Regions from separate parts of the Mus musculus genome. Here region 2 is linked to region 1. A link is a contact called in ENCODE Hi-C or POLR2A ChIA-PET data. All regions are on one chromosome and are shown on one strand. The core of a region is the stretch at or near the end of the contact, and the rest is flanking DNA. Distances in the headings are between cores, read along the strand shown.

Region 1 (5,417 bases), core at 601-3,100:
TGTATAGATTTAATGCATATGTGGATGTCAGGAACAGTGGTTAGGAGCCCGTTTCTTTCCCTTCCAGCACATGGGTTCCAGGGTTTGGCAGCAATTGTCTTTACTTGCTGGACCATCATCTATCTCCCCATGTCTTTTGTTTTGAGCCTCCCAAGTTCTGGAACTGAAGGTATGCAGCCAATTTACAGGGTTTTAAACCCAAGGTTTTATGTTAGGCAAGCATTCTCCAAGTAAGCCACATTTCCAGCTTGCCACTTACTTATCTATCTATCTATCTATCTATCTATCTATCTGGTTTGAGACAGGGTCTCAACCTTTTAACCCTGGCTGATGGGCGCTTCCTATGTAGACCAAGTGTCTTAGTTTGGGTCTCTGTTGCTATGGCAAAGCACCACAACCAAAAGCAGCTTGGGAGAAAAGGGTTCATTGGGCTTAGCTTGCTTCCACATTACTGTTCATCACTGAAGGACATCAGGACAGGAACTCAAACGGGGCAGGAACCTAGAGGCAGAGGCCATGGGCAGGAGCTGCTAACTGGCTTGTTTCCCATGGCTTGCTCAGCCTGTTTTCTTACAGAACCCAGGACCGCCAGTCCATGGAATTCCAGCTTGTGTCAAGTTGATATTAAGTCTAACCAGTCCACCAAAGATCTTCACCGTTTTATATGGTGCTGGGGATCAACCCAGGACTTCTACAAGGGTAGGCAAATTCTCTACCAACTGAGTTACTCCCGTAACCATCCTTTGTTCATTTTAGACAGCAGGCTCATCATGTAGCCAAAAATGAGTTTTAAATTGAGTCTCTTGCCTCTGCCTCCCCAGGCCTGGGCAAGCTCTTCTGCCAATTGAGCTATAGGCCTAGCCACCATAAATGGCTCATATTTTAGACTTTTACTGTTTGGGGATAGGGTAGGGAGCTAGGCTCTTCTGGCAGCCAGAGGTCAACTCTGGAAAGTGGTCTCACTCCTTCATTGTTAGGTGGGTTCTGTGTATTGAACTCAGGTCTTTAGGGCTGGGTTTCAGGAGCCTTTCACCAGTTGAATCTTTCACAGGCTCCACATAAATAACCCCTTAATAGCTGTCCATGAAAAGTCATTTTGGCCAGGCAGTGTGGGGCACGCCTTTAATTCCAGCACTCGGGAGGCAGAGGCAGGAGGATTTCTGAGTTTGAGGCCAGCCTGATCTACAGAGTGAGTTCCAGTGCAGCCAGGGCTACACAGAGAAACCCTGTCTCGAAAAACAAAAAAACAAAAACAAAAAACAAAAAACAAAAAAAACCGGAACGGAAAGTCATTTTGGAACACAGGGAGTGAGGGCTCACAGTAGAAAAATGACAGAGCAGGACTCCCCCTAACTTTTAAGCAAATCAATGGTTAATATTCCTTTGTGTATGAGACTGGAGATGCCCTCCCTGGTTTGCTCTTCCAGGGTTTAACTCCCAGCACCCACCTGGAGGCAGGCACACAACCACAAATACACACAAACAAAAAAGTGTTTAAGACTGGTATGTTATAAAAACACAGCAGGTAGTGCAACGAGAAAGGCTAAGGCAGGACTGCCTAACGTTAGGACCAGCCTGGGCTATGCAGAGTTCCAGGGCAGCTTGAAATTCAAAAACCGACACAGATCAGCAGGCGTTCCCGAGCAGGAACCATTCCCCGGGAAGCCAAGCACTTGGCCAGCCGGGCTGAGAGTTGTACCGGACAAAAAAGCACAATCCGTCCGCGAGCCAAGGCCAGGTACCGCGCTCCGCCAACCGTAGCCGCGGAAGCCGCGAGAGCGCTCCGGCCGGAAGAGGCGCGGAGTGGCCGGGCCAGCCCTCCGGAAACGCCCGCCCCTTTCCCCTTTTACGGGAAGTCCTCGCCTGCGTCAGCACGGCCCTAAGGCGGCGGCAGGGAACGGCCTTCCTCACTCCTGACTTCCGCCTGCCTCCGGTCTGGAGTCGCGGCCTTCCCCGCTCCTTCCCCTCAGCCTGCGGCGTCCGACCATGTTTGGCCTGCGGAGAAACGCGGTCATCGGCTTGAACCTGTACTGCGGCGGCGCCAGCCTCGGCGCGGGCGGCGGTTCTCCGGCAGGGGCGCGCCTGGTGGCCGAGGAGGCCAAGGCGCGGCGCGAGGGGGGAGGGGAGGCCGCCCTGCTGCCCGGCGCGCGGGTGGTCGCCCGGCCGCCGCCCGTGGGCGCCGAGGACCCCGACGTCACCGCGTCGGCCGAAAGGCGGCTGCATAAGTCGCCCGGCCTCCTCGCCGTGCCGCCCGAGGAGATGGCCGCGTCGGCCGCCGCCGCCATCGTGTCTCCGGAGGAGGAACTGGACGGCTGCGAGCCGGAGGCCATCGGCAAGCGCCCGGCCGTGCTGCCCCTCCTGGAGCGCGTGAGCGAGGCGGCCAAGAGCTCCGGGGCCGACGGCTCTCTGCCCTCCACGCCGCCGCCGCCCGAGGAGGAAGAGGACGACCTATACCGCCAGTCGCTGGAGATCATCTCGCGCTACTTGCGGGAGCAGGCGACCGGCTCCAAGGACTCGAAGCCTCTGGGCGAGGCGGGCGCGGCGGGCCGGAGAGCGCTGGAGACCCTGCGGCGCGTGGGCGACGGCGTGCAGCGCAACCACGAGACGGCCTTCCAGGGTAAGCGGCGCCCGGGCCGGGCCGGGCCGTGCGGGAAGAGGGAAGAGCCGGAGCCTGGCTCTGCAACCAGAATTTTCTGGCTGTGAGTCATTGTTTCCGCCCATCTGGCTGTTGGGTTCAAAGACCGGAAAGGGTGGGATGTCACTGTCGGCGTGGGGTCTGCCTGACTGCTCTAGAGCCGGGAGAGCACGGTCCCCTCGTCGTGGGTGGGCAGAAGGGTAGTGCCCCGCTGCAGACAAAGGAGGCCATGAGGTTTCTTGCTTTTCTTCTCAGGCATGCTCCGGAAACTGGACATTAAAAACGAAGGCGATGTTAAATCTTTTTCTCGAGTAATGGTCCATGTTTTCAAAGATGGCGTAACAAACTGGGGCAGGATTGTGACTCTTATTTCTTTCGGTGCCTTTGTGGCCAAACACTTAAAGAGCGTAAACCAAGAAAGCTTCATCGAACCATTAGCAGAAACTATCACAGATGTTCTTGTAAGGACGAAACGGGACTGGCTTGTCAAACAAAGAGGCTGGGTAAGTTCGTCTTGTGATATAAAGGGACCGTGGAGTGGAAATGGGGTGCAGGATTTTGTGAAGGAGAAGGCACCTAGAGGGTTTTTACAAAGTTTCTCTCCGGTTTCAGATTTAATTTATGTATCTCTTGTTGCATGATGTTGGTCGTTGTAGGTGGTAGGTCCAGAGAAAAACTCATTATGACGGTCTTGAATTGTACCAAAAGGTCTTGTATTCTGTAGGTTGTACTTCTAATTCAGTTGGATAATCTTCAGAGCAGTGGATTCAAACCGTGAAGAAGTAAGAGTCACCTGTGATGACTAAATTACATCCCCCTCATTTTAATCAAATGGATAAGGGGTAGAGCCTGCATTTTAGAAGTTAATACCCAAATACACCAGCTCTGGTGTAAGGTGCACTCATTCTCATTAGGAAATACCCATGGGAGAAATACTACATGGGGATGGATCCAAAGAGTGGTTGGTTATGGGCCCTGCTCAGTCTGTGCAAAAATAATTGAGGTGCAATACAACTGCTGTAAGGTAACTGTTGTGTGGTTACTCACTGGAAAGAACTCCAGAAGTGTCTCTTGCATCCCAGAAGTAGGTAATTGGTTCACCATTGTTTGGGGGATATTTTAATTCACCGTTTCTCTGTATGTAGTGTTACAACAGCAGAAACCCATACTTGAAAATGTGCTTTTCTTTTTTGTTTTCTAGGATGGGTTTGTGGAGTTCTTCCACGTACAGGACCTAGAAGGCGGCATCAGAAATGTGCTGCTGGCTTTTGCGGGTGTTGCTGGAGTAGGGGCTGGTCTGGCATATCTAATAAGATAGCCTTGTGAGTGCAATAGGGGACTCTTAAAGCTCCAGCCACCAAACTACATGCATCTGTGAAAACATGTGTATTTATGAAGGTGGACTTGAAGCTGCCCAGGATTTTAACAGTCCAGTTCTACTGTAGCAACATAGCAAAAAGAAAGTGGCTACAGGATTGTGGCTAACAAGAATAAATACATGGGAAAAGTGCTCCCCCTGGAAGAGTCACTGTCTGAATGAAGCAAAGTTCCCTCTCAGCAAACACTGAGAGGCCATGGAGAAGGACTTCTAGAATGAATGAAAGGGGTGGATGGAAAGGTTTGATTTCCTATCTAGAGATGGAAGAGGGGCCAGTCATCAGGCTAGTCACAAAGCTCAATAAATATCCATTACTCTGCTCAGAGTGTTGAGAGAGAAGCCCTAATTAACAACGTTGGTGACTTGTGTAAAATGGATTTGTAACCTACAAGTCACCAAACGATGACTAGAAGCTGCAGTGCTGTACAGGAATGTGAAGGGAGGCCTCTGAGCAGTCCAGGGTGTGCTTGACAAAGTCCCAAGTGCTCAGGACTTTTAGCCCTGTCTACTTTGGCTTGGTTTGGATGATTCTTAAGTTTATTAGCCTAGTGATGGCCAAAAAGTACTTGACTTAAGGTTCACTAATTAGTTACAAAACTGAACAGCCTCGATTTTTAAGAAAATTTATGAAATGTATTTGTCTGTAAAAATTGTATATATTTTTACAGAAAGTCTATTTCTTTGAACATAAGAGGGAAGTCTTGGATTTAGTTTTTTTCCATACCCTTTTGAAATTTGCAGCTTCTCTAGTTAGAAATGTATTTCTTACAGCTTTTTAAGACTTTGTCATCCGTTCTAGTGTATATGCAGAGCCTGTTGTGTGTGTGGACTGGTTATAGATTTATAACTATGCAGGGTTAATTATCCAATCTTTTTTTTTTGTATTTAAAGATCACAGGTAGATAGATGTAAGACATTTGATCCCCTGTTGACTTACAAAATTGTAAATGGTAAAGCAGGCTAGAGTCTTAACCATGGTGCTATTCACTGGGTTTACTTGTTTAACACAAGTTTATACCTGGTGTCAATAAAACAAATATGTATTTCTTGTCTACTAAGGATTGCCAAGCTTTGTTTTGAATTTCTGTATTGGTCTCTAGGTGTAGCCTTTACTTCCTTTACTGTTGGCGTGTTATGCTCCCAGTTCCCCTATAGAGTCGTCTACACTTCCTCCCTGTGCTCTTCACTGGCCATTTTAGTTATCTGCATTAGAACTCTCACCCCAACCCCCCCAAAACTTTGAACCTAAATAACCCCTCCCCCATCCTAATCAGAGTCAGCACAGCTTTCCTGTCAGAGGATAGGAACACTTGCTCTTTGAGCCCCGTGACCGACAGTGACCAGGGATTGGCATTCTTGGATTGGCATGCTTTCCATTGTTACTTTGTCTATTTTGGTAAGAAA
Region 2 (5,157 bases), core at 1,375-3,874, 96 kb after region 1:
CGGTATATACTACGTATAAAACATGTGCTGGCTGGAGGGAAAGCTCTTGCTGGAGCCTGAACCTGGGCTACATAGCCAGACACTGTCCTAAAAATACAAAACAGAACAACAAAACCAACCCACAGTTCTTTAATACTGCTGTGTGTGTTGTTGCTACACACCGGGGCCCCACCCAGTAGCTGTCCTAGCAGTCTGTTTTGCTTAGTGCCATTATTTTCTGTTCCTGGGATCTGCTGGGATGGAACTATTCTTGGGTTGGTTCACTAGTCACATTTAGATGATAAATATATTTTTCTGAACTCTAATAACAAACAAAGTGGAAGGCCCTGGCTTTTGTGCTCCGTTATGGAACCCATGAGAACTAGGCAGACATCACGGATGACTTACACTGTGTGCACAAGAGGTTGAATAGGTTATCCTATTTCTCAGCCTTTTCTCCCCCTTTCACAAGCACACAAGGTATTTGCTTTATAGACCAATGCTAAATAAAAGCCTTCATGAAGACTTTCCAGGTTCCACAGGAATAATTAGTCTGTGATCAGTCTCCTCCCCACTTTTGAATTGAGAAAGTGAAGCAAAAGAACAATTACATTTTCCTGTTTAAAGATCACTCAGATAATTAGGCACTGTGCTCACCATATGGGAGAAACTTACCGCTTTGCCCTCTGGGGAATCAAATGTCAGAAATCTGAGGTGACAATCTGTCTCCAAGGGTCGGTCCAGATCGTAAAGTTCTCCATTTACTTCAGCAGCCACTGCAGTATCAGCCAGTGTTACACTGTAGCAGTAGGAGGGTAGTGGGAATGAAGACAGAGTTGTTACAATCCCCAGGGCAGGAGGCTGACTTTTCTCAGCAACTCTAATTTGCTGAGTGAAGTTTCCAGAGCAGTAAAGATCTGCTGTTTCTTTTCCCAATGTATCCACTACATTGGGAAGGGCAGAAATTCTGAAACTATAAAGACAAATCCTTATAAAAAAAAAGTCCTCATCCTACCCTCTATTTTAAAGACAGGTCTTGCTGTTTGGCCCAGGCTGGCCCTGAATTCTGAATCTTTGACCTCCACTTTCTGAATGCTAAGATTACAGGCCTGTAGCACTATGCTTGGCAAGAAGGACTATCTGAGCGTAGGGGTTCACACCTGCAATCTTAGCACATGGGAGACAGGGTTTCTCTGTGTATCCCTGGCTGTCCTGGAACTCACTTTGTAGACCAGGCTGGCCTCGAACTCAGAAATCCCCCTGCCTCTGCCTCTGCCTCTGCCTCCCAAGTGCTGGGACTAAAGTCGTGTGCCACCACGCCCAGCCTTTTTTTTTTTTTTTTTCTTTTAACAAGATGCTTTTCTGGGGGAGTAGGTGTGCATTCTTCCTCGGGAGTCAACAATCATGCCTTTAGAAGAGGGTCTTTCTTTGGCAAAGAGCATCGCCAGCAGGCTAGGTTGGCTGACCAGATTACACGCACATGTCACCACACCCTTTTTATTTTTAACCTGAAACTATTATTTCATTTATTTATGGGTGGGGCACACATGCTACAGTGTGTGTGTGTGTGTGGGGGGGGGGTCAGAGGACAATTTTTAGGAGTCAGTTTCCTTCCACAAATTCATATTTCAGGTCCTTATGCTTGTGTGGTAATCAATTAAATGACTGACTGACCCCCCCCCCCAACCCTAACCCCCTCCCTGCCCAAAGACTACACCTTTCTGATGGGAAACAAAGAAAAAGAAAAAATGTAGCGGGACAATGGTGGCGCATGCCTTTAATCCCAGCACTTGGGAGACAGAGGCAGGCGGATTTCTGAGTTTGAGGTCAGCCTGGTCTACAGAGTGAGTTCCAGGACAGCCAGGGCTACACAGAGAAACCCTGTCTCGAAAAACCAAAGAGAAACAAAAAGATGCTTTCATTTTCTGACCGGGTGCAGAAAAGGACAGAAAAATAATTCTTGTAGGTAGAAAGGCTGGCTTGATACCTGATCTGATGGGCCAGTTGGTAAGGGGTTGTGTTCCATGCAACAGCATCTACCTTCTGGCCTTCAGGAAGTGATATCTTAATAGCCCGGGCTTTCTTCTGTGTCATACTTGCTAACTTTTTCACGTGAGCGGTCCATAGCTCCTCAAAAAGGCCAAATCGTTCTGCCAACCAATGTGGAGGAGTTGGTGCAGAGGCCTGGAGGAAAAGGCACGTTAGGAGGTATCGCGGGCTTATTTCCACTACTCCGGAATGGGGTCGTAGGGGTTATGGGTGTTTAAGAAGCATTGGTTTTAAGGTGGAAACTGGGTGACACTAGGTCTTAATTTGGGGATTCAAAGGAACCGCACATTTCCGAGTGGGGCAGCAGGGTCCAGGAGGGGCTGGACAGCCTGCCCCCTTGGACTCCGCTGGGCTAAATGGTTGGGAGCTTGGCGTACCTCACGCACGGTGTGGAGCTCGCAGCGGCGGAACTCTGGGAGTGGGAACCCAAGCCGGCGCCACCTCAGACAGAGACCCATGCTGTCTCAAATCGGTACCTCCATGCTCCGATCACCGCTTCTTCCTCACCAGGCTCCTCATTGGCTTCTAAGTCAGTAATATCCTTTCCTATTGGATAACATAGCCGCCATTCCGGCCGGGCACCACCCCCAGGAACTCCGCTGAGGTAGAACCCACACAGCAGCAGCCGCTCTGGGAAAGGTTCCGGTTGACCGGAAAGTGGAAGCTGTTGCACACACCTGCAGTCTGGGTTCCCAAAGTGACAAGAAGGCATCCAACTTTGAGGACAGGGCATACCTCCTGGGGCAAGAATGAGAGAAAAACAGGAAGTGGAAGTTAGTCATTTTCCTTTAATTATAAAATTTATTAAACATTCTTAAAGCTGACAAGAAACAAGTACAGACACTGGAACTAAACATTTAGTGTAAATCCTGGATCTGGCATTAAGTAGTTTTTTTTTTTTTAAGTAAACTTTCTGTAATCTCGATTTTTTAATCTATAAAACAAGAATAAAAATATATGTTCCATTCTGAAGGTACATTTTGTGTAAATTGCTCATCTCGGTGCTTGGTATATGATAATTAGCACCAGCAGCAAGACACTGGTTTTGTTGTTGTTTTTGTTCTCTTTTTCCCCTAGGCTGTCCTGGAACTCACTCTGTAGACCAGGCTGGCCTAGCACTCAGAAATCCACCAGCCTCTGCCTCCCGAGTGCTGGGATAAAAGGCGTGCACGCCCACTGCCCGGCTTGCAAGACACTGTTATTACCACTGAATGTAACAACTCTAAGACTATCTTGGTGGTCATTCCTTTGCAGTCGTGGTGGAGGGACTTTAGAGACCTCTTAATGTCACAGATGTGGAATTTAATCAATCAATCATTATTGCGTGTGTGTGAAGAATCTTTGAAGGCGTGGGCGGCACAGTTTTGTAGGTCACATGCTACCTTTCTGTGGCCACTTCTGTCCTTTCACTTTACATGGGTCTTAGGGGTCAAAGTCACGTTGCCAGGCTTGGGCAGTAAGTACCTGTTATCTGCTGAGCCATCTTACAGGTCTCAGATGTGGAATTCAAAGATTACAGAAGGTAGTTTAAGGTAAAAAACATGCGTGCCGATGAATCTGCAGTGTGCACTCTTCCAGCATACCTTGTTCTTTCCATAGTTTATTTCCAATAGACTCCCTGACCATCTTAGAGACATCCAACATCTTGTTCTCTGTTCCTTACATAAGCCTTTGGTCTCTCATCAGCACCCCACCTTCATCTTTCTTTATTCTTTCTTTGATCTCTCTCCATTAAATCTCAGATGCAGGGCTAGACATATTAGCTTTACACAGTAAAAACAGAAACACGGTCAGATGTGTGGAGAAGCATAAAGGGAAATGAACTTATTAGCACCCTTATTAACTCAAGTAGTCCCTCACCTGGGGGTGGGGACACTTAGTCCATTCCCAGATTGCAGTGGTGATGGGATCATGGGGTCTTGTGGAAGAGTTGTCAGAACAAGCTGCTTAACCTAGGCTTCCAAAGCCCAATGTTCGTTCTGCCTGAGGAGGGCAGCTGACTTGAGTCATAGGCCACTCTGGGGCTCCATCTTCTGATATGTTAGACATCCTGAAATACAAAGAAAGAGACAAGGCTGTGGGGAGGAAGATAGTGTGTGTGTGTTCTTGTGGTCAGAGTGCAACATTCACAAAAAATGGCAATGGCAGACCTAGATTTTTTTGTGGCACTATAACAGAGGCAGGGTAGCGTCATACTGCAGACAACAATCTAGGAGGTGCTCAATAAATATATGTTAAATATGTACTGATCATGTAGTGACTGTAAATTTCAAAAGGTAGAGATTTTTGTCACTACTTTTTAAATTATTCTACAGTGTCCTTTTGTTAGGATCACAGGGAGATACCACCCGGGAATGACAGCTTCTTACACGCATCCTTTAACATTTACTATGTGCAATGCACTGGGCTAATGCTGACCAGCTACCAACATCACGCAACCTGCAGTGGAAGGAATGTTGTGTTATTCCCTCACCCACTGTAGCAAGCCAGGTATCTAAGGCCAATACATACTTGTTCTCCTTGAACATGCCTTGGCTTCAGGAGATATTAAGCTTTTAGTCTACCTGGAAAACACCTCTGCAACTTTCTTGCTCACCCCACTCTTGCCTGCCAGGATCCCGAGATGTGGCACTATTTCACAATTCCATCTTATTCCAAGAACAACTCTGTCAGTAGTGTTCTTATGTTCCCTTTAAACCCTGGAAAATTATCTCAAGGCCAAGTCCTAGTCTGTCCAAGCCACAGCCTGGGTTGCTCAGAGTCACATCACTTCTCTAAGGCCAGACTCATAATGGGTCATGCTTGCTAACATGCATTTCTTTCCTTTTCCTTCCTGAAGCACATGGCCCAGACACTTGTGCCCACAGGACTTTTAGAGTGAAGTACTTTCAAGAAAAAAATCAAGAAATGTGGTGTTTCCTAACTTGTTCCTACAGACTAGCTACAGACACTGAGTAAATGAGGTCCACAGGAGGAGAAGGAAGTCTGCAATAAAGGGCGCCCCAAATCCTTAATTAAAATAAAGCAACTTCTCAGGTTTCTTCTACTTTTAGACCAGGCATCCTCACTTGGTCAAAGTTTTGGTTAAGATATTAATTTTAGGGGCCAGGCGTGGTGGCACATGCCTTT

The links. A loop is a pair of places that touch in the nucleus more often than their neighbours do. ChIA-PET counts read pairs that join two places held with the same protein, here RNA polymerase II (POLR2A).
Region 2: POLR2A ChIA-PET joins it to region 1 with 20 read pairs in Patski. The contact joins the promoter of Tars2 here to the promoter of Mcl1 in region 1. A Hi-C loop is called at or near these places in 1 of 37 maps with a recorded cell type or tissue (adrenal gland). POLR2A ChIA-PET finds 5 or more read pairs at or near these places in 4 of 5 experiments (Patski and embryonic stem cell).

Annotation. Positions count from the first base shown.
Region 1 is chr3:95,656,871-95,662,287 of GRCm38, forward strand. It overlaps Mcl1 (myeloid cell leukemia sequence 1), which reads left to right and starts at 1,851. Exons shown (of 3, transcript NM_008562.3): 1 at 1,851-2,617; 2 at 2,891-3,138; 3 at 3,837-5,417. The coding sequence starts at 1,987. The coding sequence ends at 3,953.
Region 2 is chr3:95,752,353-95,757,509 of GRCm38, forward strand. It overlaps Tars2 (threonyl-tRNA synthetase 2, mitochondrial (putative)), which reads right to left and starts at 2,625. Exons shown (of 18, transcript NM_027931.3): 1 at 2,406-2,625; 2 at 1,967-2,163; 3 at 655-778. The coding sequence starts at 2,486.